Linked DNA regions of Homo sapiens: region 2 is linked to region 1. Evidence: chromatin loops called from intact Hi-C (ENCODE). Cell type or tissue: heart right ventricle. All regions are shown on one strand. Links, peaks and the distances in the headings refer to the core of each region. The heading gives the core; the rest is flanking DNA.

Region 1 (17,005 bases), core at 4,256-12,255:
TACAGGCGTGAGCCACCACGCCGACCAGTCCTCTGCCATTCTAACGTAAAACATTCACCTATATTTTCTTTGTTTTCCTGTTTAAAACATTTTATGTTATTATTTTATCTGGTACTTGTTTTGATTCATGATATAAGAGCCTAAATGAAATTTATTTCTCAAACAGCTAACCAATGTGCTTTTATCATATATTATATTTTATCATATATTACATTCTCACATGGATGAATGTCTGTTTCAAAGCAATCTGTTCTGTTCCACTGATTCTTGGGCCTACTCCACAGTTTTAGATAACGTGGAAATGTTTTAATAGGTGAGATGACAAATCCTTCTTTACTATTCTTTGTTTTCAGTTATTTTATATTTTCTTTACAAAAGAAATAAACCTTGAAATAAAAAGTCAATCAGAAGAAAAACACAAAAATGTAAGCATTTCACCAAAAATTAAACATAGACATGAAAAATGTTAATGCTTACTAAGAAAATGAGTAATGCAAATTAAAACCGTAAGACAGTATATTTTACCAAACACAGCAAAATTAAAAAGTCTAACAATATCAAATACTGGTGAGAATGTGGGAAAATACAGATTATCATGCTCTGCTGGTGAGAGCGTAAATTCATGTAGCTATGTTGGAGGTCAATCTGGCAATGTCTGATGACATTGAAATGTACCATCGATTCTACTTCTAGGTGTACATCCTAGAAAATCTCTCACAGCACACGTGCATGAGAAATTTGTAAGGATGTTAATTGCAGCAATCTTTTTAACTGGGATAAATTAGAAACAACAAAAATATCATTGACAGGGAAATGAATAATAATTGATAAAAACATATGACAGAAACTATATGGGAGTTAAATGAGAGTTTTATATATTCACATTAACAGATGTAAAAAAAGTTATTGTTGAGTCACAGAATGAGATGACATTATTTATGTAAATTTTAAAACAGAAATATATATTGCTCATAGTTATCTTACTCTCTATATAACACATATATAAATATATATTTAATATAACTGACACATACTCATATAGAAAACATACTTATTTATATAGATAGATATTTCTAAGAAAAAACATAATATCAGGCCGAGTGTGGTGGCTCACACCCGTAATCCCAGCACTTTGGGAGGCCGAGGCAGGAGGATCACGAGGTCAGGAGTTCAAGACCAGGCTGGCCAACATGGTGAAACCCCGTCTCTACTAAAAATACAAAAATTAGCTGGGCGTGGTGGTGCGTGCCTGTAATCCCAGCTACTCAGGAGGCTGAGGCAGGAGAATTGCTTGAACTGGGACCTGGGAGGCGGAGGCTGTGGTGAGCCAAGATTGCGCCACTGCACTCCAGCCTTGGCAACAGAGCGAGACGCCATCTCAAAAAACAAAAAAACAAAAACACCCGAAAAAACATAATATCAACATGTAGTTCCATGTGGGGGTACAATGGAGTAGTGACAGGTACTTCAATTTTCTCTCCTGTTTTATTATTTTTATTGTAAAACAACAACTTGAAGAAAACATAAATATATTAACACATGTAAATTCTGGAGAGAGGCCGGGCACAGTGGCTCATGCCTGTAATCTCAGCAACCTGTGAGGCTGAGGCAGGCAGATCACTTGAGGTCAGGAGTTTGAGATCAGCCTGGCCAACATGGTGAAACCCCGTCTCTACCAAAAAATACACACGTTAGCCAGGCACGGTTGCGCACACCTGTAGTCCCAGCTACTTGGGAGGCTGAGGCATGAGAATCACTTGAATCTGGGAGGCAAAGGTTGCAGTGAGCTGAGATCGTGCCAGTGAACTCCAGACTGGGCAACACAGTGAGACCCTGTCTCAAAAAAAAAAAATTCTGGAGAGAGATATACATGTATATATTTAAAACCTCCCGGCCGGGTGCGGTAGCTCACGTCTGTAATGCTAGCAACTTTGGGAGGCCAAGGCAGGCAGATCATGAGATCAGGAGTTTGAGACCAGCCTGACCAACACGGTGAAACCACGTCTTTATTAAAAACGCAAAAATTAACCGGGTGTGTTGGCAGGCATCTGTAATCCCAGCTACTCAGGAGGCTGAGGCAGAAGAATCACTTGAACCCGGGAGGCGGAGGTTGCAGTGGGCTGAGATCACGCCACTGCACTACAGTCTGGGTGACGGAGCGAGACTTTGTCTCAAAAAAACAAAACAAACAAACAAAAACCCCAAAAAACAAAAAACCTCCCAGTATATTTATATATATATTTTTTTTGAGACAGAGTTTCAAAAAACTCTGTTTTTTGCCGAGCCTGGAGTGCAGTGGTGTGATCTTGGCTCACCGCAACCTCCACCTCCCGGGTTCAAGCAATTCTCCTGCCTCAGCCTCCCAAGTAGCTGGGATTACAGGCACGTGCCACCATACCCGGCTAATTCTGTATTTTTAGTAGAGATGGGGTTTCACCGTGTTAATCAGGCTGGTCTCAAACTCCTGACCTCAGGTATCTGCCCACCTTGGCCTCCCAAAATGCTGGGATTACAGACGTGGGCCACCACGCCTGGCCCCAACATGTTTATAACTATTAACACAAGGGCATTTAGAGTCAACAATCCAGAAAAGAGTATTAAAGTTCACATCTGAAAGATATGACTAACATACCTCTCTGAGATGATTCATTGTTATACAGCAGTTTTCTGATAAGCTTATTCAACTAATTCATTACTTAGGGAACACATATCCTAACTAACTAAAACGTTTAAAACTGATAGGTTACCTGGTTGAGAATATTCCAGGATGCAAGCAAGCGTGCTACGAATCAGAGCTGTCCACTGTTTTTGAACGCCAGCCTCAGTTTTGGCCATTGAAAGTGTCACAATACTTTTAATCCCTTGAAGAGCTGCACTGACTGGTGGAGGAACCTGATTATCTGCAGACTTTATTGCTGTGTCTTTCAATATTCTTGCAATTAAGAACAGAATTGTGGGCAGGATTGTCATACATCCTGAAAGAAAAACAAATCAGATCACCTCATAACTATTCAGTTCCCATATTATAGTTGTTTTCATTGCTTGTATTTTTTGCATTTGATTGTGGTTTAATATTGTTTTTTTCCTTGTCTTTATACAAAATTTACTGTATTACTACTACTATAATTCAATGTTTGAAAAAGAAAATAAGAAAGTGTCATATTATTTCAAAGACAGAATTGGTATTTTCTTTCTTTTTCCAGCTAGCCTTATTTTTATTACTTCTAATACTTCACCTATTTAATATTTCATGCCCTGTGTAATGAAAACGAAAAAGGAAGACAGAAAAACAGGAAAAAACCACACCAGATACTGTGGGAAGCATCTGAGTAACTTCATGAGTTTTATAGCACTTGTAAAACATGTAATCAATCCTCAGTCTACTAAAGTCAACCTAATCAGACCAGGAAAGTAAAAGGACTACTGGGGCAAGGAAAGAAGAAATGAAATAATCCTAGAATTTGTAACTGAAAATTCTAGGTCATGAAAATTCAACCTCCCACAAAAGGAAAAAATACCTTCACCACTCTGACCTGCAGCCATTGTAGCCTCTGCTTGCAAAACTCCAAATATGGAGAATTCATTATTTTCACATATGTAGGGTAACTCTAAGAGGTAGAAAGGTCTTCCGTGAGTTGAGCTGAAATTTATCTCTTTATCTGATACCATTTTTACCTTCCAGATCAGGAATGTCTAATCTTTTGGCTTCCCTGAGCCTCACTGGAAGAGGAATTGTCTTGAGCCACACATAAAATACACTAACATTAACAACAGCTGATGAGCTTAAAAAAAAAAAGTCTCCTCTGACATTCTTCAGAGTTTTTCTTTTTCTTTCTTTTTTTTTTTTGAGAGTCTTGCTCTGTCGCTGAGGCTGCAGTGCAATGGCGTGATCTCGGCTCACTGCAGCCTCTGCCTCCCGGGTTCAAGTGATTCTCCTGCCTCAGCTTCCTGAGTAGCTGGGATTACAGGGCATACGCCACCAGGCCCAGCTAATATTTTTGCATTTTTAGTAGAGATGGCATTTCACCATGTTGGTCAGGCTGGTCAGGAACTCCTGAGCTCAGGTGATCCACCTGCCTCAGCCTCCCAAAGTGCTGGGATTATAGGCATGAGCCACCGCACCTGGCCTTGAGTTTTTCAGTGTCACTCAAGAGTGGCAACCAGACTGGAAAACAGAGTTTAGTTATTCCACTTTATGTCTATCTGCTGACACTGTCTTTCCTCAACCTGTAGTTCCATGTCTTATTTGAAACACATCTGAAAAGAGCACCTTAGGTTTGTGACTTTTTGAATCTTTAATCTTCATAGGCTCCTAAAGGTAGACAAAACCTTAAAAAAAGACCAGCTTCTTATTTTTCACTTGAGATTTAAGAGGAAACTGGGTTATAACAGTGCTTAAAATCAAAGGCAAGCTCATCTTTGTCTACTGTAATATAATGCATTTCCAAATACTGATCAATACCGTACCAGCGGGTGAACAAAGGGATGGTAAATCAGAGAGTATGGTAACTGTGGCTGCCACCAAACGAGCACTTTCTTCTGATAGTCGAGTTTTAGTGGCTATGTGACTTGGAGAGTCTGACACCTTGGTACTGAGATGTGGCATATGCCGTACTAAAATGAACATCAGCAGCTCCATAGTTGCAAACACAAGAGATTTTCCAGGAATGAGACCACCGCTGTCACCTCCTTCTCCCAATACGGTACAGGCCTCTTTTTCCATATCATCTTCATCTGAGGTAAAAGATAATTTGGTGAAATTTCCAGCCAAAAAAAAGTATGTAAAACAACACAAGTATATTTAGGAAATTCCTTCAAAAGAATTTATAAGCAAATGTCAAATAATGTCACACGTCCTTCTCTGTATAATTCTCTGCCTCCCTAGAATTCTGTGCATTGATCTGTCCTTAAAGGTAACAGACAGTTCATTTTTCACTTGGAAAATCTTTATCAGGTATTTTTATTGGGTATATATTTTGTAATAGGAATAACACATGTTAGGTTGAACCAGATGAAATTGACAAAAGGTGAAAAATAGTCGACTCTCAGCAATTTCATTTGGTCCTTTCTAATGAAAATAAAATCAATTTCAAATCTTCTAAATGTATGATTAATTCTTTTTTTAATTAATAACTTCTGGCCAGGTGCCGTGGCTCAAACGTGTAATCTCAGCACTTTGGGATGCTGAGATGGACGGATCACTTGGGCTCAGGAGTTCGAGACCAGCCTAACATGGCAAAACCCTGTCTCCACTAAAAATACAAAAATTAGCTGGGCATTGTGGAGTGTGTCTGTAAACCCAGGTACTCTGGAGGCTGAGGTGGGAAGATCACCTGATCCTGGGAGTTTGAGGCTGCAGTAAGCCGAGATTGCACCACTGCACTCCAGCCTGGGCTCTTGAGAGTAAGACTGTCCCGCCCGCAAAAAAAAAAAAAAAAAAAAAAAAAAAATTAGCTGGGCTTGGTGGAGTGTGCCTATAGTCTCAGCTACTCAGAAGGCTAAGGCAGGAGGATCCTAAGCCCAGGAGTTACAGACTACACTGAACTATAATCACATCATTGCGCTCCAGCTTGGGTGACCGAATGAGACCCTGCCTCTAAAAAATAAAATAAGAACTATAGAAATATGTCCTGGCGTTAATATTTTAAAAATTAGAGTATAAAATAAGATTTACTTCAAGTTAGTGTAATTTCTAGTGCTTACTTAGAGTGTTTCTTTTCTCTTGCAAATAATCCTGAGCAGCTCTTACTATCTGTTGTACAACTCCAGTAACCAACAGCTGGACAGATGATGGATTCCAGGTCAATAGAAGGCGGTGCAAAACACTCAGCAACTCAACACCTATCAGCTAATACAAATAAATACAAATACAGTTAAGTAATTTCAATCTCAAAGAATAACTTTATATTGTTAAAATCTGAGAAAATACCTATGTAAAAAAAGAAATCAGGTAGCTAAAATTAAAATATAGGACTACGTAACAAATAAGAACATTGTAAAAATCTTGAGAAATGGTCACATTTTACTCCTATGTATTTTCAAGCAACAAATGATTTATTATTTACATATTTAAATGTGCTTTATATTCAGAGATGATCATTCTCCTATTGGAAGGAAATAATTGAGCTAAATAGTATTGTAGAGTCCAGTGCTGCTAAAATTTATAATTTCTAACCTGAGCTGAATATCCAAGAATTTCTACAACCTCTGCCTACCACAGATTGTAGAAATCTCTGGTGAGTTCCTCTTCTATTCACTTCAGCAACTACTACAAACTTTTGCCACCCACTTTAAGCTTCTTACTCACAATCTTCCATACCAAATCCATCCAATGAACCTAAATGAAATTTCAAAGAGGGGGAAAAGACTTAACTGCAACCAAAGCCACCTTTACCTCTTTCCTTAAGATCATGTGTTCAGCCTCTTATGTGAGGCTTAATCTGAGGTTAATCTTTCCTTATGTGCTCCTATCCTAACCTATTTGACTTCCTAGGGATTCTTCAAGGACTCTGATCATATCTCGTATGTTTTCAACTTCTCTCTCTAGTTAGGCTACTCTTGTCAGTATAATGACAATGCTCAAGTCTTTCTTATCACATGTCCCCCCTGCACTATTCCCAAAGCCTCCAGATCCTTTTATCTACCCTATGTCCTCCTCTATGTATCTGGCTCCTTCCTTTCCCAGCCTAGATGCTTCCACTTCCTTTACTCTCTTATTCACTCCTCAATCTTCTACTATCTGGCTACTGGTCACCTCAAACAATCCTCTGCGGGAGGTCACCAATAGCCTCCTCTAGACTCATTTCTGTGCTTATTTACTCGATTCTTTCTTTTGAGACTCTGTCTACCCTTCTTGAAACTCCTCCCTTGTCTTTGATAACTCTGTTCTCTTTTGGTTCTCCTGAAACTTCTCTAGCAGTTTCCACTGTTGATTTATTTCCTTCTTCTCAATTTTTAAATGCTATTTATCCTCAAGCTTCCAATCTTGGTCCTCTTTCTTCTTCCTTTATTCAGCCTTCCTAGGCTAGTGTTATCATTTCTCTGGAATTATGAAAAAAGCCTCAGAACTGGCCTCCCTGTCTCCCTTCCCATCTCTTACAAACCAACCTACCTCTACGGGCTGACAGAATGATCCTTCTGAAATATAAAGTTAGTTACATCATTCCTCTACTTAAACATTTTTAATGATTCCCTATCACTTTCAGGATAGGGTTCAAACTCTTTTACATGTCATCAAGAAACCTTCATGATTTGGTCTTCACCTTGTTGTCCAGCCTCATCTAACAACCTCATGTTCCATTCATATCGGCCATAGTAAATGGCTATGCCCTTGAACTTGCCGTGTTCTCTCATGCCTCCTAGTGTTCGTATTTGCTATTCTTTCTGAGAGGAAAACCCGTCCCGCATGTGTTGCCTCACTAATTCCTCTTGAAGATTTGATTCAACCATTGCCCACTCTGAGAAACCATCCTTTGCTTTCCTATCACAACATCGGGCTCCTCCTCTCTATTCTAATTGCAGCTTTACATGCACTAAAATAGCACTTACCACACTGTACCTATCTCCTAATTCAGGCACAGTGAAACTGCTTTCACTATCTATAACCTCAAACCACGTTTGAGGCAGACCAGGCACAGAGTAAAAGTAACTGGGTGAATAAATACAGGGAGTCAGTGTATTCATATCATGTTAAAATAGGATCCAATACAGAAAAAAAATCCATCCTTTTTTCCATTGTAAAGCAATACTCAAAAAAAAACCACACAAGTATCTATCATAGCAATACACTGTACCTGATCTTCTGCAATATGGACTCGAGCATAAGGGGAGTCTAGCAAGGTATGTAAGGCCTGCAGGCATGCTGTAACATGTTCAATGGGCTCCTCAGGTCTAGGGGAACAAAGAAACTGTATACTCACACCTGAAATGCACAAAATAAAAACATGTTTTTTCACTTATAAAACACTTTATGTTGTTTGATCCCATATTTCTTCTCTATTTATGTTTTTACAGATTACCTTAACATGTATTTATTAATACCTTAAAGTAGACTTCAAAATGGTTTCCAAGTTAAACAGCCAAACTCAACATAAGGTTGTAGTTTTGCAATTAGGTTAATATTCAAATTAGCTATGTGTGAAAGAAGGAATTCCCATGCCATCAGGTTGATTATGAAGATATTAAGTTTTTATTTCTAGGACTTTTAAAATAATACATTAAGAAAATAAATTTACAAACATTATAAAATTGTTTTTCATTAAATGGTAGCCAAATAATTTTTCATGCATACAAAGTTTTTAAATGGCAAGTTATAGAGGCACAATGGGTATCATAGTAAACAACTGCTTTTAATTTACATAGGGGTAAAGTCATTGTTTTGGAAGTTTTTCACATTTTCACTTACCAGATCTACTGATGAATCCGATAATTACACCTTATTGTGTTCCTTTTCACTCCCAGAAAACATAAGATCACTAAAAGCTTCATTACCATGTATAAATTCTTAAATGTTAAAAAAGCATCTATAGCTGGGTGCAGTGGCTCATACCTGTAATCTCAGCACCCAGCCGAGGTGGGTGGATCACCTGAGGTCAGGAGTTCGAGACCAGCCTGACCAACATGGAGAAACCCCACCTCTACTAAAAATACAAAATTACCCGGGCGTGGTGGCGCATGCCCATAATCCCAGCTACTTGGGAGGCTGAGGCAGGAGAATCGCTTGAACCCAGGAGGCGGAGGTTGCGGTGAACCGAGATTGCGCCACTGCACTCCAGCCTGGGCAACAAGAGTGAAACTCTGTCTCAAACAAAAAACAAAAAAACAAGAAACAAAAAAGCATTTATAAAGCAATTTTACATTAGGATTCACTGAAATCTTCTTAAACATTTTTTTCTTAATGGGATAATTGGTTAAGTGCCAAGTAAAAAGAAAACCTGTTGTTGAATAAAAAACATATTACGTTTTTTTACTGAAAATTGTTCGATATTGCTGTGTGAATGAGCATGACAGTTAAGTAGTTTCAGTAGTTTTTAATAATTTAATTTCTAGGTTAAAAATTCAATTAACAATTTATAAGGTGAGGTGAAAAATCCTTTCACTTTTCCTTCTCTGAACTGTGCTATACTGTACAAAATCTTTCCATAGCTTTAAAATGAAAGATATGAATTTTCAGAAGTGATAATCTTGAAATATATTAATATGACAGACCTACCTAAAATCAGATGCATTCTGTCTTTGTTAATTTCTGGCAAAGATTTAGCACTACCCACTGCTCCTGATGCCTGGTTTAAATTGACAGATGTAGAACGTTTTTGTAAACCAGATATTGCTGCTGCTTCTGTAGACTCTGAGCACGTAAATCCTGTGCTATTTAACCAAAGTGCCACCGCATGGAGAATTGGGGCCCAGGAATTCCGATAGTGAAGTCTAGCTGTATCAATAGTTTCAGGGGTATAAAATGCTCCACCTGTAAAGCAATCAAATCAATTAAAAACATTACTTTTTTTTTTTTTTTTTTTTTTTTGAGACCAAGTCTCGTTCTGTCGCCCAGGCTGGAGTGCAATGGTGCGATCTTGGCTCACTGCAACCTCCTCCTGCTGGGTTCAAGCAATTCTCCTGCCTCAGCCTCCTCAGAAGCTGGGACTACAGACATGCGCCGCAATGCCCAGCTAATTTTTTGTATTTTTAGTAGAAATGGGGTTTCACCATGCTGGCCAGGCTGGTCTCAAACTCTCAATCCACCCGCCTCAGCCTCCCAAAGTGCTGGGATTACAGGCATGTGCCACTGCACCCGGCCAAAATATTACTATTATACATGTTCGCTCATTTATGAACCACTAACAAAAATACCTGTTACATACAAAAGAGAAATCTAGCCAAAGGGCTTCTCCTCTTTATAAAGCCACCAAAAGTAACCCCTTTTCTGTAGCTGATGAACTGGAATACCTGTCTCTTCCTCACTGATGCTAGTTTTCCAGCCTTTCCTCTGCTACTGCTGATGTCACTAAGTATTCTTACCTTTTCTTACCCTGTTGTCACAGAATTTACCTCTTCATTGTTGCCAGTGGCTCCTAAAACCCTATCATCTTCTCTTTCTATCACAACCAGGGAACTCTGTTTCTTCCCTCTGTTTCTTTCTTCTTCTGCTATTCCTCTCCACCTCCTGTTGTTTCCTCTACTAACACTGAGGACTTCCTCATCACTCCTTGCTGTTATGATGGATTAAGGAAGGAAAAAAGGGGGCGGGGGAACTCCATTATTCTTATCATTAATATATAGGAAGGAGAATGGGTTCTTCAAGTAGGAACTAATAACACACTTTCTAAACAGAAAAAAATGTTGACGATTTCTACACTGATTTTGATAAGAAAACTAAAGTACAATTTGCAAAGCACTTTAGGAACATAATTTATTGGCACACTAGGAATCTGAAATAGAATATGAAAATACAAACATTGAACAGTACAGCAATATACATCTATGGTTATGCATAATGACTTGTTACCCATAGCTATTTAGAATACCCTAGCTCATACAGCTATTATTGTAACAGTGCTTGCTAATATGTTTGCTTCAGCCAACAAAAAAGCTCTATATCTTCTATCTACAAATTCAATATAGAGTACATATTCTAACTGAGACAACATCAAACTTAAGCCACAGAAATTTAAACTGTTACTATAGCAACTGTTGTTGCTAGTCTATACCGTCTCTATTTTGTTTAACTACTACTTTGAACTCCATAAAAGTAAAACTCAGAATGTAATACTCACCATCTGGAGGAAGCTGACTAGAAAATTCGGCTGGTAAAGTCAAGAGTGCATAATCTTTTAATGCTGCTAACCACAGGCGACTGAGTGTTGGTAGTTCAGGTTGTACCAGTGTTATTAAACTATCTGGTGGCAGTTCATCGATGGTACCACAGTCGTCATCATCATCGTCAGTATTTTTAATTGCTCTTTTTGGTTTTGACTCTGCTTCCTTTTTAATATTCATAGCGACCACATATACCTAATATGATATTTATGAGGACAAAATAGTAAGGCATAAGATAAAAAAATAAGATATTTTACGTTATTATAAAAATACAGTTAAATCATCAAAGATAACTGGGTATAGATATTAGAAAGTATACACTTTGGCTGGGTGCGGTGGCTCACACCTGTAATCCCAGGACTTTGGGAGGCCAAGGCGGGTAGATCATGAGGTCAAGAGATTGAGACCATCCTGGCCAACATAGTGAAACCCTGTCTCTACGAAAAATACAAAAATTAGCCGGGCATGGTGGCAGGCACCTGTAGTCCTAGCTACTCCAGAGGCTGAGGCAGGGGAATCGCTTGAACCAGGGAGGCGGAGGTTGCAGTGAGCCGAGATCGCGCTGCTGCACTCCAGCCTGGTGACAAAGTGAGACTCTGTCTCAAAAAAAAAAAAAAAAAAAAAAAAGAAGAAAGTATATACTTTGATCAGGTGCAGTGGCTCATGCCTGTAATCCCAGCACTTTGAGAAGCTGGGAATCACTTGAAGCCAGGAGGTCAAGACCAGCCTGGGTAATATAGCAAGACCCTATCTCTACAAAAAATAACAAAAATGCTAGCCAGGCATGGTGGCACATGCCTGTAGCCCCAGCTACTTGGGAGGCTAAGGCAGAAGGATCGCTTAAGCCCAGGAGTTCAAGGTTCCAGTGAGCTATGATCGTGCCACTGCATTCCAGCCTGGGCACCAGATTTGAGATCCTGTCTCAAAAAAAGAAAAAAAAAAGTATATACAACTCCATGATTTCCTGATAAACACAAAAGAATAATTCCATTTGCCTTGGAGACATTTTTCTAAAAAAACTGATCTGACTTCTGACTATTCCTCTGATGGCATGTTCCTTGAGTAGCCTTCTCAGAGTTTTTTCTGGCTTCCCTCATTCTACTTTACAAAGCACCCCCCGCCTCCACTTTTTTTTTTTTTTTTTTGCCACAGGGTATAACTCTGTTTCTGCCTCCACCTTCCTAGACTTATTAGACAACCAGGCATTCAAAGTAAGCAGCTGAGAGGCAAAAAGAGACATCAGAAAGGATTTCCATAAATATCCTTCTAAACTCCTTCTTACACAGACCTTAAATGATATTTTGCAATCTAGCATTTACAACAGATAGCCTGGCTAATATAATCTGCTAGTCACATACATTACCTGTATCCTTTCTCTCTAGTTTGTGAGCCAAAAAGACATAAAAGCAACTTTCCTAAAATATAATTTCAAAGATTCTTCTTTATTGAATCATATTTATTTTCCTTTGTTTTGTAATACATTTAGGCTTTGGCTACTGGCACATACAAAGCTGAATAACGTATTAATGAGAAAACAAAAAAAGAAAGGAATGACAGCAAGCAAGAAAAGAATTGCTCTAGATAAAAATCTCGAGAAAACTGTCTTCCCTCCACAGTGTTACATCCATTGTACCTAACGAGAAAGCCTAAGTATGGTATCTGTATAGGTACACTGCAAGCTTCTTGATGAGAAGCACTGTGTCTTACCCCTATTCCCACACCAAGCAGACTTACAGCACAGAGAAAATATACAGCAATTGACTAAATTCTAAAATAGGGACTTTGGATCTCAAGTTATGAATATATTACTGTCATATCTTCTAGTGAGTACATGCTTGTTTCCCCCCTAAATTTGTTATTACACTGTTTTTTTTTTTGAGATGGGAGTCTCGATCTGTAACCCAGGCTGGAGTGCAGTGGTGCGATCACAGCTCACTGCAATCTCCACCTCCCGGGTTCAAGTGATTCTCCTGTCTCAGGGTCCAGGGTAGCTGGGATTACAGGCACACACCAGCAAGCCTGACTAATTTTTGTATTTTTAGTAGAGACAGGGTTTCTCCACGTTGGCCAGGCTGGTCTCAAACTCCTGACCGCAGGTGATCCATCCTTCTCAGCCTCCCCAAGTGCCCAGCCACTAACATTTTTAAGAAAATGTCACAATAAGCACTCTTAAGTATATCCAGCCATTCATTCATCAAATCCTTACTAGGTAGGCACCTTTTGCCTTGAATTTGTTATTGTTCTAGGACTGGAAGCAAAAAAAAAAAACAAATAATACATAGTTTTTGCTTTCCATGAATTCACAGGCTAATATTACAATGAGAGGGAAGTAAAAAGGTGCTTAAGAGAAGAAACTTTTAAAGATTTGGCTTTAATTATTTATCTTCTACAAAGATAATCTTTTTAATGCTTTATCTTCTAGTACACTCTACCCAGTGCACAGACAGTGTCTGGTACCTAATGAACACTCGGCAGTTTATGCAATGAGTGAATGAATCTCAGGGAACATCACAGATAAACGAATCTTAGCCTTGGGAGTGTGAGAAAGGTGAGACCGTTTTTAAGGACAAAAGTTGACTTGCTCATAGGCAGAGATGGAAAGGGAGCTTACAGGCAGAGGGAACAGCCAGAGCAAGAGCACAAAAACAGGAAACTGCATGGTAATCTAAGTATGCAAATTTCTCATATAGACGGAGCACAGGTTATAAGCTGGAAGTAGCTGAAGTTTTTACTCTGCAGGCAATGGGGAAGCAAGGGTGTCACTGTAAGACTTTACGGTCTATGTATGCATTTTTCCTCGACTTATAATTTTATTTTAATAATTATGCTATAAAAAGTTGGAAAAATAAGAGTTAAAAATGACTCATAACCTCAATTTCTGGGTTTTCATATTCTATCTTTGTAAGTTATAATTTTGATGTACAGAGATTCTGTATTTAGTTTTACTGATAAACATGTCATAGGGTTTTCCCATGTGAATACCAGTTTTCATAACCATTATTTTAATGACTTACAGTGGATGACCCACAATGTATCTACCAGTTTTCCTACAGTTGAAATTTTATATTTACTTCTAATTCTTTACTTAGCATTGGGAATCCTAGAAAGATGAAATACAGCTTTCGAAGACAAAAGATATTCATTTCTTCACATTATAAATAGTGTTGCAAGTAAACATTTTTGTAAACTTACCTCTTTTCCATATTTTGGATATTTTTCACTAGACTACAGGCCCAGAAATGGAATCACTGGGTCAGTGTTTACAAATATTTTTATGACTCTGAATAGACACTGCCAAATGCTTTCTAAAAAGGTTCTATATTTTATATTGCTACCTGCAATATATGAGAATATATCTTTCAGACCTATTTTAAAATAAATTTTTAGGCTTATTTTTCTTATAGATATTACACAAAAAAGGACAATCAGAAGCATAAGCAAAATGAAGAAAATTAAAACTACACATAATGCTACTACTCAGATACAATGCTGTTACCAGTCTAAACAGTTATATAAACACGCTCAGTTTTTTACCTAATGTGTGCGTGCGTGTGTGTATAATTTCTACCCCAATTTTCTAGTCACTTAATATCATCATCTTTCAAGATCAAGAAATACATTTAGGTTATTTCCACTTTTTTGTGAATAATAACACCATAACAAATACCCTTGTAGCAGAACCTTTGTGCATATCCTTAAATATTCCTGAAAATAATGTGTGCAGTTTTTTAATTAATTAAATTTTTTTTTTTTGAGACAAGAGTCTCGCTCTTGTTGCCCAGGCTGCAGTGCAATGGCGTGATCTTGGCTCACTGCAATCTCTGCCTCCCGGGTTCAAGTGATTCTCCTGCCTCAGCCTCCCAAGTAGCTGGGATTACAGGCATGCACCACCATGCCAGGGTAATTTTGTATTTTTAGCAGAGACAGTGTTTCACCATATTGGCCAGGCTGGTCTCGAACTCCTGACCTCAGGTGATCCGCCTGCCTCGGCCTCCCAAAGTGCTGGGATTACAGGTGTGAGCCACCACGCCTGGCCTAGGGCGCAGTTTTAGAGGATGTACAGAGGAAGGTGCTGAAGACACAAAGAAGAAGAGTAGACAGCACTGAGCTTCACACAGTCTCCTCCTCACTCTCATGCCTAACTGATACCTCCTCCTATCCTCCATGTTTCAATGTAAACATCACTTTCTCCAAAAAGGCTACTTCTGAGCCTCCAGCCTATTGTAACTGCCTCTGCTATGTGTTCCAAAACACTTTGTAACTTTGTATTTCTCCTGTGATAATGCTCCTTACCCTTTGGTACATCTACTTGTTTACCAGTTTGTCTTGCTCAGCAAACGTAATATATCTCACCCCCGTATTCTCAACTGCTAACCTGACAGAGCTGAAGCTAAACAACACTTTGTTGAATGAATCAGAGGGTGGGAAGTAAGGGAATGAGAAAAGTTTAGTCTTAGATTAGCGGAAAAGCTTAAAATAATTATAACTCCAATAGTCTTCCCTTAAACGTGGTTTCACTTTCTATGGTTTCAGTTACCTGTTGCTGAATACCACGAAAATAGGGAAGTGAGATACTGAGCTGGTAGAGGAAGGAATTAGTTACTTCAATACTGGAGGGCAGATGATAAGAATTCAATAGTAACTGGCAGAAGGAATTTAGAAAAATGAATTTAAAACAATGTAATTATATATTTTTTAAAGTGACTGTGAGAATGAAAAAGGTAAAACTAGCTATTAAAAAACAAAACAAGCTGGGCACTGTGGTGCGTGCCTGCAGTCCCAGCTACGCGGATGGCTGCGGCAGGAGGACTGTTTGGGCCCAGAAGTTCAAGTCCAGGCTGGGCAACAAAGCAAGACCCTACCTTTAAAAAAAAGAAACAAAACCCCTATGGCCTCAATATCAAGGTGGCAAGTCACCTGAAATTTAATCAAATAAAAGATTTTTGGCATAAAATATTTTCTGTTATATTTTTGAGTTTTTCCTACCTAATTTCCTCATATTATGTAGGAGAGCCCTTCCTCAATATAGAGGTTTTCAGTACACTGATTAACAAATTTTCAAAAAGTATTCCATATCAAGGGTTAGTTTTTAAAAAACAAAAATTTTTTTACCAACAAGAGTAGAGGAACATTTTCTCATGGATGAAGAAATGGGTCAAAAACAATAGATTGTGGTTTAGTCGTTACCTCTGCCCAAGCTTTGAGAACAGCCAGTTTTTCCATGGTCGTGGCACTCTCTCGGTACAGCTGGCTGGAAGATCCTTTTCCAGCCTGAACTTTGTCCAGAGAAGAAACAAGAAGATTGTGTACTCGACGGAGATCATTGAGATCACTGACAACTCCACTTCCTATCCATGTACTACATACCTAGACAAAGAGAATTCAAAAACTTTTGTGTAAAAAAAATTAATGCTGTATAAGAAAATGGAATAAATGACTTTTTTCCTAGAAGATAAAACACAAAACCAAAGAACAAAACAAAATAAACTACCCAATGCTATGCTTTGATATTATTATTATTATTTTGAGACAGAGTTTTGCTCTGTCACCCAGGCTGCAGCGGAGTGGCGTGATCTCGGCTCACTGCAAGCTCCACCTCCTGGGTTCAAAAAATTCTCCTGCCTCAGCCTCCCAAGTAGCTGGGACTACAGGCGCGTGCCACCACACTTGGCTAATTTTTTTGTATTTTTAGTAGAGACGGGGTTTCACTGTGTTAGCCAGGATGGTCTCGATCTCCTGACCTCGTGATCTGCCTGCCTCAGCCTCCCAAAGTGCTGGTATTACAGGTGTGAGCCACCGTGCCCAGCCAGTATTATTTTTTATATCAATGGTAAGCATAGATTTTATTGTACTCCTACGTAGAAAACAAAATAGTATTTACTTAACATGTTTCCACCGTGTACTTTAACAAAAATGTTAACAGAAATAATTTTCCACCCAAAGCAGTTCAGTCTTGAATAATTCTTCAACAAAATTTCTGCTTACCACAGGAAAAGGGTTATGCTTGCTGCTATAAAGGGGACTTTAAAAAAAAAAAAAAAGAGGCTGGGCGCAGTGGCTTACACCTGTAATCCTAGCACTTTGGGAGGCCAAGGCAGGCGGATCACGAGGTCAGGAGATTGAGACCATCCTGACCAACATGGTGAAACCCCATCTCTACTAAAAATACAAAAATTAGCTGGGCGTGGGC
Region 2 (17,005 bases), core at 5,540-13,539, 100 kb before region 1:
AGAGTTGAGAAGTAGACCCCAAAGATGACAAACACGTGACTTGTATGGCCCTGTTCCCATGCTGTTAATTGGTATCATTCATCAATCACAGCATTCTTCTTCAAAAACAAGATACAGCCTCAGAAATCCTTCTCAGTACAGCACTCCAAGAAGCCACTACCAACAGAACAAAGGTGGCATCATAAACAACTCCTATCTAGCCTTAACTGTCCTGATACATATAAAAACTGTAAAGGAGTGGCCGGGCCCGGTGGCTCATGCCTGTAATCCCAGCACTTTGGGAGGCCGAGGTGGGTGGATCAAGAGGTCAGGAGATCGAGACCATCCTGGCTAACACGGTGAAACCCTGTCTCTACTAAAAAGACAAAAAATTAGCCAGGCATGGTGGCAGGCACCTGTAGTCCCAGCTACTCGGGAGGCTGAGGCAGAAGAATGGCGTGAACCTGGGAGGCAGAGCTTGCAGTGAGCCAAGATCGCGCCACTGCACTCCAGCCTGGGCGACAGAGCAAGACTCCGTCTAAAAAAAAAAAAAACACAATTGGATAGGAGAAATCAAAGGATTATTTAATGATGCTAGAATAATTTGTTTAACTATTTGGGATATTTTCCTAAAATCAAGAAATACTTCTATGCTTACAGCACCTCCCAATCTACCATCTAGCAAATCTATTAGACAAACAAACAAAAAAAGCAAGATCAGTGTGGCAGACTGGGAACAGAAAACCCGTGCTGAATGTGTATTCTTTTATAAATACAAACCATATTCTAATAATCTATTCTAATTTTCCCTAGGTAGCCAGACTAAGGTAGAAAGGTGTATCTGGGCCAGGTACGGTGGCTCATGCCTGTAATCCCAGCACTTTGGGAGGCCGAGATGGGTGGATCACGAGGTCAGGAGGTGGAGACCCTCCTGCCTAACATGGTAAAAACCCCGTCTCTACTAAAAATACAAAAAAAAAAAAAAAAAATTAGCGAGGCATGGTGGTGGGCACCTGTAGTCCCAGCTACTCGGGAGGCTGAGGCAGGAGAATGGCGTGAACCCAGGAGGCGGAGCTTGCAGTGAGCTGACATCACGCCACTGCGCCCCAGCCTGGGTGACAGTGCGAGACTCCATCTCAAAAAAAAAGAAAAAAAACAGGTGTATCTGAAGAGTTATGCCAACAGGACACCCCAATTCTCAGAGTTCCACATATAAATATATTGCCTAATCTACCTTCTTTTACCCTAGAGGCTTAATCCCTCCATCTTCTAGACTCTGATGAGTTGCCAGCTGTAATTCAGAGGGACCACCACCAACATCTTACAGAGTCCTCGTTCTCACTGCCTGACAAAAAGAGCAGGCAAAATCCATAAGAAGCATGTGGAACCTCAAATTCCAAGTATGAATATATTTTCAACATTAAATATTAGGTATTAAGTAATAAAAGCAACTCTTGGGGGGAAAAACTTGTTTCTAGTCTCACCACCTCAGTATAACCTTACAAAGAATAAAGATAAATGACATTTATTACTGTCATTGCAGATTACTATTTACTAAGTATCTCACTTTAAATAAATAAACCAAAAGTCCTCTGCTTTTAATGTTTGGGTAGAGAAGAAAAATGAATTGTGTTTACCACTGGAGAACAGGATCAGAATCGGAAGAGGTAGAGTTTGTAATAATAAGCATGTATTACTTTTCTTCCTGACATAGAAGGTTCCACTCCACTTCTACCTTCGATGAGCTTATAAATCAATTTAGGAAATTAAGAGAAAACCAAAGAAGTTATGGGTTGCACAGGATGCCTAAGTAGATTAGAAAAATGAATAAACTGTCACTTCAAAAACCATTAGGAGGGCCATGACACAAGGGGACGTGGGATTCTTTATACTGTGGCTAAAAAAAATAGTTAATAGCTCTTAGTTCCATTCTTTTTCCTCCTAAAGTTCCTGAATGTGGAGACTAAATGCTGCTGCAGAAGTTAGGCTTCACACAGTTTGAAACTGATCACTTTTTACATGCATGTATAATCTCAGAGTTGTTATTACACTTAACTGGTGATGACGAGAATACTGATAATGATGGCAAAGAAAAATAAGGGCCAAGTGCAGTGACTCACACCTGTAATCCCTGCACTTTGGGAGGCCAAGGCAGGCGGATCACCTGAGGTCAGGAGTTCGAGACCAGCCTGACCAACATGGAGAAACCCTGTCTCTACTAAAAATACAGCATCAGCCGGGTGTGGTGGTGCATGCTTGTAATCCCAGCTACTCGGGAGGCTGAGACAGGAGAATTGCTTGAACCCAGGAGGCGGAGGTTGCAGTCAGCTGAGATTACACCACTGCACTCCAGCCTGGGCAACAAGAGTGAAACTCCGTCTCAAAAAAAAAAAGAAAAATAAAATAAAATAACATTTTTAAAACTTGTTCTACTTGACATTTTAATAGGATAACTTTCAGCTTTTCCTATAGAATGCAGTAAGTTATGCTTATTCACTGCTACACAGAATTAGGTTGTTAAAGTCCTTTTCGGCATATAGCTATGTGAGTGTAGCTGTGCAAATTAATGTAATATAATGTAAAAAATAAGCAAAACTGTTAAAACCAGTGATTTGCTTAGAAATATTTTTTTCCAAAAAAAACTAAAAAATATATATATATTTTTTTTTTGAGACAGTCTCGCTCTGTCACCCAGGCTGGAGTGCAGTGGCGCAATCTCAGCTCACTGCAAGCTCTGCCTCCTGGGTTCACGCCATTCTCCTGCCTCAGCCTCCCGAGTAGCTGGGACTACAGGCACTCGCCACCATACCCAGCTAATTTTTTTTGTATTTTTAGTAGAGACAGGGTTTCACCGCGTTAGCCAGGATGGTCTTGATCTCCTGACCTAGTGATCCATCCGTCTCGGCCTCCCAAAGTGCTGGGATTACAGGTGTGAGCCACCGTACCCAGCCAAAACTAAAAAAATTTTTGAGTGCAGTAGCATGATCATGGCTCACTGCAACATCAAATTCCTGGGCTCAAGCGATCCTCCTTCCTCAGCCTCCCATGCAGTATCACACATGGCTAATTAAAAAAAAATTTTTTTTTTAGATATGGGGTCTTGCTATGTTGCCTAGGCTGGTCCCAAACTCCTGGCCTCAAGTGATCCTCCCACTTCAGCCTCCTGAGTAGCTGGGGTTACAGGCACAAGCCACTGCACGCAGCACAGAACTGCTATGATCTGCACTAATTAGAAGACAGTATATTTATTATGTTGTTTACTTAAAAAGACAACAGTCTATGGTTTAGGAATTTCTAGTAAGATCATATGTAACAGTTTTAATAATTAGTTTATAAATATTTTAAATATTTAAATTGATATCACTAACAGAAACATAGCATCATGATTCAAGGCATTATTTAATACTGAGCTATGAATAAAGTATTTTGATGGAAAAATAATATCTCAATGCCAGCATCCCACAGAAATCACAAGGGACTACCCAATTTCCAGATGATCAGGACACAGAAAAAGTGTCATTGAAATTTAGGCTTTTCCTTTTACTATGGTAAATTAAGACACAGGCTATTACTACTTCTTTGGATAAGAAAAATTGGAAGTTACTACTTGAATTTCAAATAATTTCCAAGGCAGGGCTTTACCAGTAGAGTACTATTGAATAGTCGTGATGGAAAACAATAATCTGGTAGTAATAATTTGAGTCTCTGATGGAGCCTCAGAAGCAGAAGGCATAAAACACACAGAGGTTACACTTAGAAAGCACTTTATAGTTAAACAGATCATTTTCGCACATAGTGTCTCTTTGTTCCTCACAAAATCCTCCAAGGTTAAGATGGCTATTTATAACAATCCTCATTTTACAAATGAAAAAACTAAGCCTGAAGCATTAAGAAACACAAATAGTGGCAGAACTGGAGCTTAAACCCAAGTCTTTTAGTTAGAGGTCCGATCTGCTTTATATTACTTTACTTTCCTCCTCTCTATTCATAAATTAATGTGAAAGAGAAAATGCAAACATTTTCCTAGACAAAGTGAAACATGTCCTCATATCTTACTTTAAAAAGAAGGAAAAGGAGTAGGAGGAAGAAGGAAGGAGAGAGAGAAGGGAGAAGGGGAAGAGGGGAGAAAAGCGAAGAGAGAGGAAAAGGGGGAAAGAGGGAAGAAGAGAAGAAAATGGAGAAGGGAAGAGAAAGAAGTGGCTACTTCGAGACATCTCTCATTCCAAGAACCTGCCATGGGAAAGTCAATAAGCTTATCAACATCTGAACAAAACTTGAGAAGAACCCTAAACAATTTTGAAGAACTCTAATGGAAGAGTTCTGAAAGTTTGCCTACCAAAACAATCCTGACAAGAGACAAAAACTGCATATATTAGAGCTGATGCTAGCTGCCATCAGGCACCATGATGTGTCTGTCAATTCTATTCTCTTGTAACAACCAATAACCCTGCATTGTTATAACACACAATATTTACTATATTCATCTGCCCCATAGAAAAGTTGTCCTGTTCAATGAATGAACAAAAAGTCAAACAGTGAGGAATTTCAAGAGAAAGCTACTATATTAAAAATATTCTCAACTTGAAATCAGTATTACAAACTCTCATAAATGTCTCCAAATTCATGAAAAAGAAAAAGCTACGGGTTAAGATTAAAGAACATGGATTCTTTTATGCATTATACAGTATGTATTATAGTCCCTAAAAATATTTATATTGTATGAGTTATCTAACTCACTGTTGAAGTATCAATGACGCTTTTCTCTCTTCCATCAACATCATCATCTTCATCTTCATCACTGAAATCTGCAGCTGCACTTTCAAGGAATTTGAAATTATCCAGCACGGAGGCAGAATCTGTTAACTCAGATTTTCTGGTGTAAAACATGTATATCCTGCTTAGTTAATCTTTTTAACTTCGACATAAGAAGTAACCCATGATATGTTACATCAACTTCTATTTATATGGTAACTATAAATCCCAAATCACATTATCTACATTGATTCTTATCAATTACACTCTCACAAATTTAAAAAGCAATACAAGAAGTGGATACTCTTTAAGTACTTTGTAATCCTATCTATCTACTTGCCTGCCTACCTACCTACCTATCTACCTGGAGACAAAGTCTCCGGGCTCTGTCACCCACGGTAGAGTGCAGTAGCATGATCTAACTCACTCCAGTCTCCGCCTCCCAGGTTCATGCAATTCTCCAGTTTCAGCCTCCCAAGCAGCTGGGATTACAGGAGTGAGCCACCACACCCTGCTAATTTTTGTATTTTCAGTAGAGATGGGGTTCCACTATGTTGCCCAAACTGGCCTCTAATTCCTGAGCCCAAGTGATTCGCCCGCCTCAGCCTCAGCCTCCCAAAGTGCTGGGATTATAGGCGTGAGCCACTCGTATCTATTTAGATTAGTGGTAATCTAATGTAAAAAACTCCCCTTCCTGATTTATTATTATTTTGATCCTTACACCAACCTTAATGTATTTCATTTTAAAAATATTTTTATTATCTCTACCGCCGTTTTTCTCTACTCTTATTCTCTCTACAACTCTCCCTTTGACCTCTTACATAAGTTTACACAACTAAGAAAATAACAAGTATGTCATTTTTCTCTGATGCAATCTTGTATTTCTGCTTAACAGCTAAAGTAAAAGAGAAAATGTGTACATAAAGTTACTAACAGCAATACACTAGTCAAATTAACATTGCTACTAGACTCGACCCTGTTGATTAATAAGCCATTAATCTCTTAGAAATAGTTGAATTTTCAAATATATGACTTGAATTTAGTTCCCTCAAAATAAATTTAGTAAAGACTGGCTGGACGCAGTGGCTCACACCTGTAATCCCAGCACTTTGGGAGGCTGAGGCAGGCGGATCACGAGGTCAAGAGATTGAGACCATCCTGGCCAGCCAACATGGTGAAACTCCATCTCTACTAAAAATACAAAAATTAGCTGGGTGTAGTGGCGCATGCCTGTAGTCTCGGCTACTCGGGAGGCTTAGGCAGCAGAATCGCTTGAACCCGGGAGGCAGAGGTTGCAGTAAGCTGAGATCGTGCCACTGCACTCCAGCCCAGGTGACAGAGTGAGACTCTGTCTCTAAATAAATAAATAAATAAATAAATAAATTTAGTAAAGATTCCAATGGCCAGAACAGAAAGATTTATCTCCAGTTCATTAGGTAATCTTTTAGACAGAGAGCATTTTCCTGAAAAAAAAAAAAAATTGTAGAAACTACTATGGACAAAATTTTCAAAAGAGATCTATTTTAAATTTCAAATCTACTTACAGCTTTGTGTTTGGTATTACCCTCCCCTAACTCTTTATCCCTACTGAAATCGGACAGATTAGCAACAGTATCTTTGTCATTCTTAAAAGACAAATCAAGGCCAAAACACACAAGAGTGGTCTTCCCTCAAAGTCTTTACTGAAGGTTATTAAAGTATGCATTATAGTTCTTAAAAACATTTATACTATTGGCCAGGCGTGGGGGCTCATGCCGGTAATCCCAGTACTTCAGGAGGCCAAGGCGGGTGGATCATGAGGTCAAGAGATGGAGACCATCCTGGCCAACATGGTGAAACCGCATCTCTACTAAAAATACAAAAAATTAGCTGGGTGCGGTGGCACGCGCCTGTAGTCTCAGCTACTCGGGAGGCTGAGGCAGGAGAATGGCGTGAACCCAGGAGGCAGAGTTTGCAGTGAGCTGAGATGGCGCCACTGCACTCCAGCCTGGGTGACAGAGCGAGACTCCGCCTCAAAAAAAAAAAAAAAAAACATTTATACTATCTAAGTTAACTTGATGACTTACATTAAACCCAGAACATAAAAACAGAACTAAAGATAATGTCCACACAGTCTATATCTATAGAGAAATAACATGCCTTACATTTACAAATATAAGTTAATGTATGTTTTTAATACAGCCTACAAAGTTGGAAATGTATTCTTAATTATTAATGAATACATTTTAAGGCTCCAAGGAACTTTGCTTATAAAAGTCCTACAGTGAACCTTTACCTAATCCCATAATTTTAATTTATATTCCAAATAGCAGGAACTATCTTCTTGCTAGAAAATTTATAGAGTTCAATTAAAACCATTCTTCCTTCCTAAACAAGTGTCAAAATAAAAGTCATACTTAAACATTCACAGAATTTTTGGCTTTTTATTCAATTAACAATCACGGAAATTTTTTCCCAATAAATAAGAATCTCTTTATTGAACTGTTTATGATTATTTTAAGTAGAATCATATGTAATTGTATGATACATAATCCAAAATGGAAAACAAAATATTTCAAATAGCTACTGAATTGTTCACACTTACGCTGTCACTTCAAAATAGCTACTTAAAATAGATATTTTATATCAAAGATAAATTACAACATTAATAGATAAACAAAAGTGGTTAAAAAACAGTGTTACTTCTACAGAATTTGAGGTATTTTTACGACTTCTGGATCACCAATCATGAAACGTCATTCTTACAGATTTGTACTGAATTTCCAAATAAAATCTTTTCTGAAGTTTTATTTACTGATTAAGTCAATATACTAAAATCTATTAAATATCTGTATTAAATAAATATCACAAATAATATTCTTGAATTAAAATAGTCATAAATAACTCCAATCCTTGTTACCTTCTAACCAAATAAAATGTTAGAATTTTTATTAAGTTATAAATTATTTCTATGTCACTACCTAAAAGTACAAGTAATGTCCATAAAACCAAAAATATTTAATAAGAACTAATAATAGCTAAAACACTTTCCAGACAAAATACTTACGCAATCATTGCTGTCTCTTTAACTTCAGCCTCTGTGCCATTTACAACTGAGTCCTGATTTTTGTCATCTTCCCTGTCCGTGACATCACTTGAAAAGCCCAACAAAGCTCGCACTCGTTTAGATTTCACATCTAGAATAGTATCTGTATAACCCACCTCCTGTAGATACCTGTGTGAAGAGAATCCTTAGAGTTCAGTCATACTGGAATCAGTATTCTATAATTTAATATGTAAATAAAAGTATTTATTTAAACTCATTGCCTGCATAAGACTTAACAGTACAGTACTATGCTAGTAAGACTTGTTAATAAATAATCTTCCAGCTGCAGATGGAGCTGTCTCTTGCAGTACCAGCCTCTACAGTCACTGAGAAAAATGAGAGAACTATACAATACACCATTCATTACATTTACCATAAGAAGAAGCTGGTCTTTAATATATCTAATAGCACATTCTTTTCTTTAGGCTGGATTGGAGCTAGACTACCAAATCAGTATTTTATAATAGTTATTCCGGTAGTTTTTTTAAATTTGTCATGGATCAACTGTTTGTGATCTAGACAGAATGTTCCTAGCATATATCGTCTCCTTCATTACACACAAGGTAGTTATTTCTCGAGTCACTCTACAGAATTGAAGCTCCTATCCTGAGACAACTTTAAAATAAAAATAGACTGCAATTAAATTGTAGAATGTAGGGGGTGTGTGTACACATGTGTGTGTATGTTACTGAAAGGCAGCAACACAAAAAAAGAGCAAAGGCTTTGTATTGAGAGCTAGATCTAGGTCCTGTTTCTGCCACTTACTTGCATAACTTTAATTCTCCTGAACCTCAGTTTTCTATCCTTTAAAACAGACACACCTAATATTGTACCTGGCATATAGAAAGGACTCAATACCTACTAACACCAAAGTTGACCAGAACAGACCAAAAGTGGCAGTGGGAAGACCATGAAAAAGGTAAATGCCATTAATAAAAACGACAGACAAACATCGGACATTAACTTATAAGTAGGCACCGAGTCTACTGGATGAAAGAAGAAAACAAAGGTTGACGAGATAACCAGTTTAAGTTCAGTTTATTAACAAGATTTGGTCTTAGTTATTATAGCTGAAAGAGTTATCTCAGAAATATATGTGATCAAAGGGAGTAAGTGTATCTTACCAAATCAAGATGCTCATTTTTCAATCCCATCCAATATTTATAGAAAGGTCTCGATTAAAATTTGGATAATAAATTCCCAACTTTCCTAAATTTAAAGTTCTTGAAAACGGCTTTAAAGATGTTATATTTTTCCATTTTTAACAAATAATATTTGAGACATACCTCACTTTGGCAACAAAATCACATTACAAATACCTGTTTCAAAACTGCTCTTGCCATAGAAAAGCTGGTTTTACTCAACAGTTACTTCCTCATTCATTGATAAAATGACACCTTTACTCAGAAGAGTTGATTATGGGTCCTTTGAAGTTTTTGAAAATATCTCTTGGATAGCTCATTATGAAATCATTTTTTGTTTAAAAAAAGATTAACATTCTAAGAACACATCTATTTTAAAAAGGAAGATGTATAAATCATATTTAAGATCAAAGTGTGGGCATTAGTAAAAATTTACTTATTAAATATCAGAAAATATCTCATTTTCTTGTAACTATCTAGATCAAAAAATACATATGCAAAGACATTTTAAGATTCTCTTTCCGTAGTCAAAAGTAATAGCTGCTATACATCCACTTTGGAAACCTTGGGTTTAAACAACTTATAATCAACCTCCAAAAAACCAGGTAGTACATTTCATTTTACTGAGGCACAAATCTGAATATGAGTTTCAAAGGTGGTATTCAAGAACCAGGCACTGAGCTGGTGAGTCTAGTCTACCTCTTGATATCAGAACCTCAACCCATCATTGTTTACTCTTTATTGTCTCAAATACATATTAATATTTTATGGAAGAAAGTTGACCGGGCATGGTGGCTCACACCTGTAATCCCAGCACTTTGGGAGGCCGAGGTGGGGAGATCACTCGAAGTCAGGAGTTCGAGATCAGCCTGGCCAACATGGCAAAAACCCATCTCTACAAAAATACAAAAAAATGAGACAGGCATAGAGGCACACACCTGTAGTCCCAGCTACCCGGGAGGCTGACGCAAGAGAATCACTTGAGCCCAGGAGGCAGCAGTTGCTGTAAGCCAAGATTGTGCCACTGGACTCCAGCCTGAGCGACAGAGTGAGACTCCATCTCAAATGAATGACTGAATGAATGAATGAATGAATGAATGAAATATATGTTAGGCAATATTTGCAAATTTGGAGAATTCAAAAAGTTCTCCAATTATTTAAAAGTTTTAAAACATAACAAAATTGCATGTAAACACCAATTGCACTTTTTTTTTTTTTTTTTGAGATGAAGTTTCGCTCTTGTTGCCCAGGCTGGAGTGCAATGGCGCGATCTCGGCTCACTGCAAACTCCACCTCCCGGGTTCAAGCAATTCTCCTGCCTCAGCCTCCCAAGAAGCTGGGATTACAGGCATGTGCCACCACGCCCGGCTAATTTTGTGTTTTTAGTAGAGATGGAGTTTCACCATGTTGGTGAGGCTGGTCTCAAACTCCTGACTTCAAGTGATCCATCCACCTTGACCTCCCAAAGTGCTGGGATTACAGGTGTGAGCTACTGCGCCTGGCCAATTGCACATATATTAAAATGTTATATATTCATACATAAAATATGCAATGAAAAGAATAACTTTAAAGTTATAAAATTCTTTTAACTACGTAAGTTCTACCACACAGAAAAAGTATTTAATATGAAAAAGGAACAGTAATTCAATTAAGCTTTTTCACAGCATCTGTATGAGATAAAATATTCATCTGACTTGAAAATACACAGTAAAAATAACTTCATAAAACTGTTTCTTGTCTTCAGCCATTTATAAGTTTCACCATGAGACACTTACTGTCTGAGTAGTTGTCGACCTTGTTTCCACATTAACTGGCTGTTTTGTTGTGGCTGCACTTCTGTTTCATTACCTTCATCTAGAAAACATTAAGTCATAATAAAACTGACTTGTTTTACGTATTAGAGGGCATCTTAATTCATTAATAACGTCCAATAAACATTTATAAGATTAAGAATATGTAAAACTGCAACTGTAAGGTATGTGTTAGGATAATGTAAGTTCTGTTTTTTAACTGTAATTTCTATAACAAAACTCTAATATAAATTATTGCTACTGGATTTCCCTAAGAGTAGCAGAACTAAAATAAATACATTTTCCCTGTCTTTAACTAGACTAAGAATTTTTCTCCAGAACAAAGACTTATCCCATCAAGTCACACAATGAGAGCCAAATAAAAGTATTATAAAGTAGCACATCAGAACTAGAACAAGCCAATAATAACAATAATTGAACATTTAAAAATAACTAAGGGTATAACTGGATTATTTGTAACACAAAGGATAAATGCTTCAGGGGATGGATACCCCATTTTCCATGATGTGACTAGTACACATTGCATGCCTCTATCAAAACATCTCATGTACCCCATAAATATATACACCATGTACCCACAGAAATTAAAAATTAAAAATAAATAATAACTGGGCATGGTGGCTCACGCCTATAATCCCAGCAATTTGGGAGGCCAAGGCAGGTGGATCTCTAGAACCCAGGAGTTTGAGACCAGCCTGGGCAACATGGAGTAAACCCTGTCTCTACAAAAAAAATTATCTGGGCATAGTGGCACGCAGCTGTGGTCCCAGCTACTAGGGAGGCTTAGGTGGGAGAATCACCTTAGCCTGGGAAGACGAGGCTGCAGTGAGCTGTGATCGTGCCACTGTACTCCAGCCTAGGCAACAGAGGGAGGCTCTGTCTCAAAACAATGAATGAATGAATGAATGAATGAATGAGTAACAAATAAATAATTTTTTTAAAAAAAGAACTAGAACAAAATACTGAGGAATGATGGTAGAAGAGCCAATTTGGTAAAGAGCAGATATATAACAACCTCAATCCAAACCTGTTTCCTTCATTAGCTATTACATTTAAAAACTTCAGGTAGGCCAGGCGTGGTGGCTCACACCTGTAATCCCAGCACCTTGGGAGGCCGAAGCGGGTGGATCACTTGAGGTCAGGAGTTTGAGACCAGCCTGACCAACATGGCAAAAAACCCCATATCTACTAAAAATACAAAAATTAGTGGTGGTGGGTGCCTATAATCCCAACTACTCGGGAGGCTGAGGCAGGACAACCCCTTGAACCCAAGAAGCGGAGGTTGCAGTGAGCCGAGATGATTGCGCCATTGCACTCCAGCGTGGGCGACAGAGCAAGACTCCATCTCAAAAAACAAAAAAAACAAAAAAAAACCCTCAAGTATTCTTTTAATGACATTCTTTGAATGAAAACCTCCTAAGCATTTTAACGCTTAAATTCATCACTAGGTAAAACCAGAATCCTTTTTAGAAGGTGATAAAATAAAAAGAGCTTTCCCTATGGTAAGTCTGGACTGTACAATCTCCAAGCTATACTATGGTTCTACATTAACAGTACAAAAAAAGTGCATACTTTCCTCAGCCCTTGATCAAACTCTAAAAAACTGCTGATCTTTATAGGATCTTATTCAAGTGGAGATACAATAGGGACTGGAAAAATTTATTTGGTGACATTTGAAATTAAGTATTTACGGGACAGGCACAGTGGCTCACACCTGTAATCCCAGCACTTTGGGAGGCCAAGGTGGGCGGATCACAAGGTCAGGAGACAGACACCAGCCTGGCTAACGCGGTGAAATCCTGTCTCTACTAAAAATACAAAACCTTAGCCAGGCGTGGTGGCACATGCCTGTTTCCCAGCTACTCAGGAGGCTGAGGCAGAAGAATCGCTTGAACCTGAGAGGCGGAGGTTGCAGTGAGCCGAGATGATGCCACTGCACTCCAGCGTGGGTGACAGAGCAAGACTCTGTCTCAAAAAAAAAAAGAAAGAAATTAAGTATTTACTACATACTGTGTTAAAAACACATACATTATCTCTTTTATTCCTTACAACCTCAAAGATAGGTACTTAGCCTCATTTTAAAGATAAGAAAGCTTGAGTTTTGGAAGGCAATTTTCAGGTTTTTTAGTTAGAAACACAATTGTAAGTGTTGAATTTCTGTTTCACTCCAGAGCCCCAGCATTTTCCTTCACATGCTATCACTACAATAAGAAATTAGAGAAATACATGAATAAAAATAAGCATTAAATCTTCCAAGTTTGTTTTTCTTCTAAAAGAACTCTAAAATAACTAGGCTTAGTTCTGTGATATACCAAAGAAACAGACTGGAAAGGCAGGTAGAAAATAAGGGGAATTAAATTAACTCCAAAAAGAAGCTAATTACTCTGTGATAACTTCAAAGAGAAAATAAATTAAAAAAAATAAAAAATAAAAAAAGAAGGGAGCAAAAACGCTGCCCCCAAACTAAGGGAAAACAAATACATCTTGTTTCCACTGACCGCAAATTCAGGATCTGTGCAGGTAACATAGTATGTTCCAATATACCCCCTTCTTAAGTCAAGTGAATAACCTGTACTTGCCAAGTAAAAACATTTACATTGCCATTTCAAGACTTCAGATGTTAAATGAAGTTCTGAGGTCATTAAATCTCCCATCAGAATAGGGCTAAATCCTTTCTATGCCATCCTCAAATATACTCAACTACTTCTGCCTATTTTGGCAGCCAGTGACATTACAAAAAAGTGTGATACAGCAAATCAATGGAATACTACTCAAGAAGAACAAGGAATGAATTACTGATACAAACATACATAAATCTCAAATGCATTATTCTAAGTGAATAAGCCAGAATCGAAAGGCTACAATCTGTAAGATTCTGGAATTCATATGACTTTCTAGAAAAGGCAAAACTACAGAAATGGAAAACAGACTACTGGTTGCCAGGGGATTAGCGTACGGAGGGAGAGATTTGTGAAAACACTAAAAAGGGTGACTTTTATGATATGTAAATTATATCTTAATAAGAATCAAATAAGAATGTACCCTATCCTCTTAAAAAAAAGTGTATTCTTACACTGAGATAAAATCTGACCCTCTAAGTAACATCTGAGGTTATGGCTGGGCCGCAGTGGCTCATGCCTGTAATACCAGCACTTTGGGAGGCCGTGGTGGGCGGATCACTCAAACCCAGGAGTTTGAGACCAGCCTGGCCAATATGGTGAAACTTCATCTCTACTAAAAATACAAAAGTTAGTTGGAGGCTGGGTGCGGTGGCTCGTGCCTGTAATCCCAACTACTCAGGAGGCTGAGGCAGGAGAATCACATGAACCTGGGAGGCAGAGGTTGCAGTGAGCCAAGATCACATCACTACACTCCAGCCTGGGCGACAGAGCAAGCCTCTATCCCCACCCCCAAACACCCCAGAAAAAAAAATAGCTGGGCAAGGTGGCGCATGCGTGTAATCCCAGCTACTAGGGAGGCTGAGACAGGAGAATCATTTGAACCAAGGAGGCGAAGGTTGCAGTGAATCGAGATTGCACCACTGCACTGCAGCCTGGGCAACAGAGCTAGAGACTTCATCTCAAAAAAAAAAAAAAAAAAAATTCAGGTTAAAAAAAGAAACCCAAAGTCAAATAGCTCTTATATTTCCTTACTCAGGCTAAGCTCGCAGTTCTTTCCATGGTTAGTAAGCAGTCATTAACTATCACATTCATTCTTGCCTTGTCAAGTTCAAAAAGTGACATTATATAAAAGTGAGGATTTTAATATAGATAATAGTTGAATTTCTCGGTAATATCGAAAGTATTTGACTGCTATTTCCTGTCAAATTAGGGTAACAGACACTAGATTTACCGTCCTGCTGAACCAACTATAAAACAAAACAGACGATAAACAATGGTTTTCAAAACACTGGACACCATGCAACAAAGGACAGTAATAACTGAGAGAAGGGGAAAGCAAACAGGTAAGCCTCATGATTATCCCAGACACCACCTAGAGAGAGTTTCCAGATCATAGCACAGGGAGGAACAAAAACAGTATTTGAAGAAATAATGGCTGAAAAGTGCCAAATTCCATGAAAACTATAAACCCATAGATCCAAGGAACTCAATAAATCCCAAGCATAAGAAATATGTAGAGAGGGCTAACTACACCAGGGCATATCATAATAAAATCATTTAGAACCAATGATAAAGAGAAAATCTTAAAAGCAGCCAGAGAAAAAGGTCACATTATACACAGAGGAACAAAAATAAGGGCAACAGGAGATATCTCATCAGAAATAATGCCTATGAGCAAAATAAAGACTTTTTCAGGCCGGGCGCAGTGGCTCACGCCTGTAATCCCAGCACTTTGGGAGGCCAAGGTGGGCAGATCACCTGAGGTCAGGAGTTCTAGACCAGCCTGGCCAACATGGTAAAACCCCATTTCTACTAAAAATACAAAAATTATCCAGGTGTGGTGGCAGGCGCCTGTAATCCCAGCTACTCAGGGGGCTGAGGCAGGAGAATCGCTTGAACCTGGGAGGCGGAGGCTGCAGTGAGCCGAGATCGTGGCGTCACACTCCAGCCTGGGGGACAAGAGCGAGACTTTGTCTCAAAAAAAAAAAAAAAAAAAGACTTTTTCAGACATACATAAGCTGCAAAAATTCATTACTTGCATTCCATATTACAAGACACGTGAGCGGAAGACTTTAAGGTTGAAGGAAAATAATATGGAAACACAGATCTACACAAAGGAATAATGAGTATTGGGAATTTTTTTTCATATTAGTATTTAAATATCTTTAAAAGACAAAAGACTGCTGGAAAAAAATAACAATGGAGTGTGTGGTTTATCACATACATAGAAGTAAAATGCATGACAACAATAGCACAAAGACTGGGAAGAGGAGAAACGGAAGTACACTATTATAAGGTTATTGTACTATCCATGAAGTGGTGTATTATCACTTGAAGACAGACTGTAATAAGTTAAAGATGTGCCTTGTAAGCCCTAAAGCAATTACTAAGAATTACTGCTAATAAGTCAGCAAAAGAGATAAAATTGAATCCTAAAAAATATTTGATAATTCAAAAGAAGCCTGAAAAAGAAGGAAAAGAAACAAGAACAGACTGAACAAAATGAATTACAAAGGTAGTAGCATTAACCTAACCATATCAATAATCATAAGTGCAAATGGTCTAAATTTCTCAATTAAAAGACAGAATTTATCACACTGGATATATTCAACTTTAAATAACTACCTGGCTTCTAATATTAAATAGGAGAGACTGAAATATCAAAAATAAATACATTTTAACATAGCCTGAGATAATACTCTCCTACAGTAGAAATATGAAGGTCTGGACGTGGGACAAAAAAAAATTAGAAAGGAAAAGCAAATTTTTGTGAAAAATGTTTCAGAAAATGTCTGGTTATCAGTTTTAGGAAAATATGGTAAATAGATAAAAGAACAAAGAATGCAAAAAAAAATCCCTGCTTCTTTAATGGTTATGCTATTTGAATATACCCTTTCTGCCACCTCCTAGTACTTATCACCATCATCTATAAATCCCTAGATAACCCTCCAAATCTGGCTCACATGTTTCTGCCACCAAACTTCTACATCATCTTGAGTGAAATCAATATGCATGTAGGAGATCCACTTCTGCCTCTCCACAGCCACCACCCTCTCTAGCTGTCATATCTTAGGTCTTATCATCATGAACAACTATGATAGATGCAAACTGATTGTCTGAGCAGACCAGTCAGGCTCAATTACTCCCAATTCATTAGTTCTTTTTTCTTTCTTTTTTCCCTAAATTTGCTAGTTCTTTAATTTAGCTGGGACCTCTAGCCAGGGGCCAGCACACTACTGCCTGCATGTCAAATCCAGCCTATCACCTGTTTTTATAGTACAGACACATCCATTCATTTATGTACCTTCTATGAATGCTTGCATGTGACAGTGGCAAAGTTGAGTAGCTGCAACAAACAGCCTGCAAAACCCAAAATATTTACTATCCGGCCCTTTACAGAAAAAGTTTGCTGACCTGCTCTAGACCAGAATCTACCCCCTTACTTTTAATTCACCCATTAGCCAGCCTCCTTGTGTCTTCACTTCCTTCCCTCTGTAGTTTTAGTTCATGGCTTATCACTTCAATCATTCCTTTGTCAAATTTTTTTGTCCCTTTTTCTCTCCGTGAATTCAACTATTAACTATCTGCATTCTCTTTTACTTTACCCAGACTACC

Evidence for each region. Peaks named below come from ENCODE experiments on the same cell type or tissue, not always from the same donor. Only the 100,000 strongest peaks of a DNase experiment are listed, where the experiment ranks them.
Region 2: a loop joins it to region 1, with 2.0 times the contacts of the local background. A loop is called at or near these places in 7 of 110 quality-filtered maps.

What each region holds. Positions count from the first base shown.
Region 1 is chr2:36,997,839-37,014,843 of GRCh38, forward strand. HEATR5B (HEAT repeat containing 5B) reads right to left here. Exons shown (of 36, transcript NM_019024.3): 27 at 16,003-16,182; 28 at 10,773-11,010; 29 at 9,212-9,466; 30 at 7,794-7,921; 31 at 5,704-5,848; 32 at 4,468-4,734; 33 at 2,748-2,975. Among named protein-coding and RNA genes, the nearest start is that of STRN, 40 kb to the left of the region's middle. RefSeq lists a silencer at 5,086-5,252. In heart right ventricle, for the core only: a CTCF peak has its summit at 7,354; no DNase peak of the experiment used is centred there; H3K27ac peaks cover 5,638 bases.
Region 2 is chr2:36,894,807-36,911,811 of GRCh38, forward strand. STRN (striatin) reads right to left here. Exons shown (of 18, transcript NM_003162.4): 4 at 10,734-10,812; 5 at 7,778-7,945; 6 at 4,717-4,852. Among named protein-coding and RNA genes, the nearest start is that of STRN, 63 kb to the right of the region's middle. In heart right ventricle, for the core only: no CTCF peak of the experiment used is centred there; no DNase peak of the experiment used is centred there; H3K27ac peaks cover 398 bases.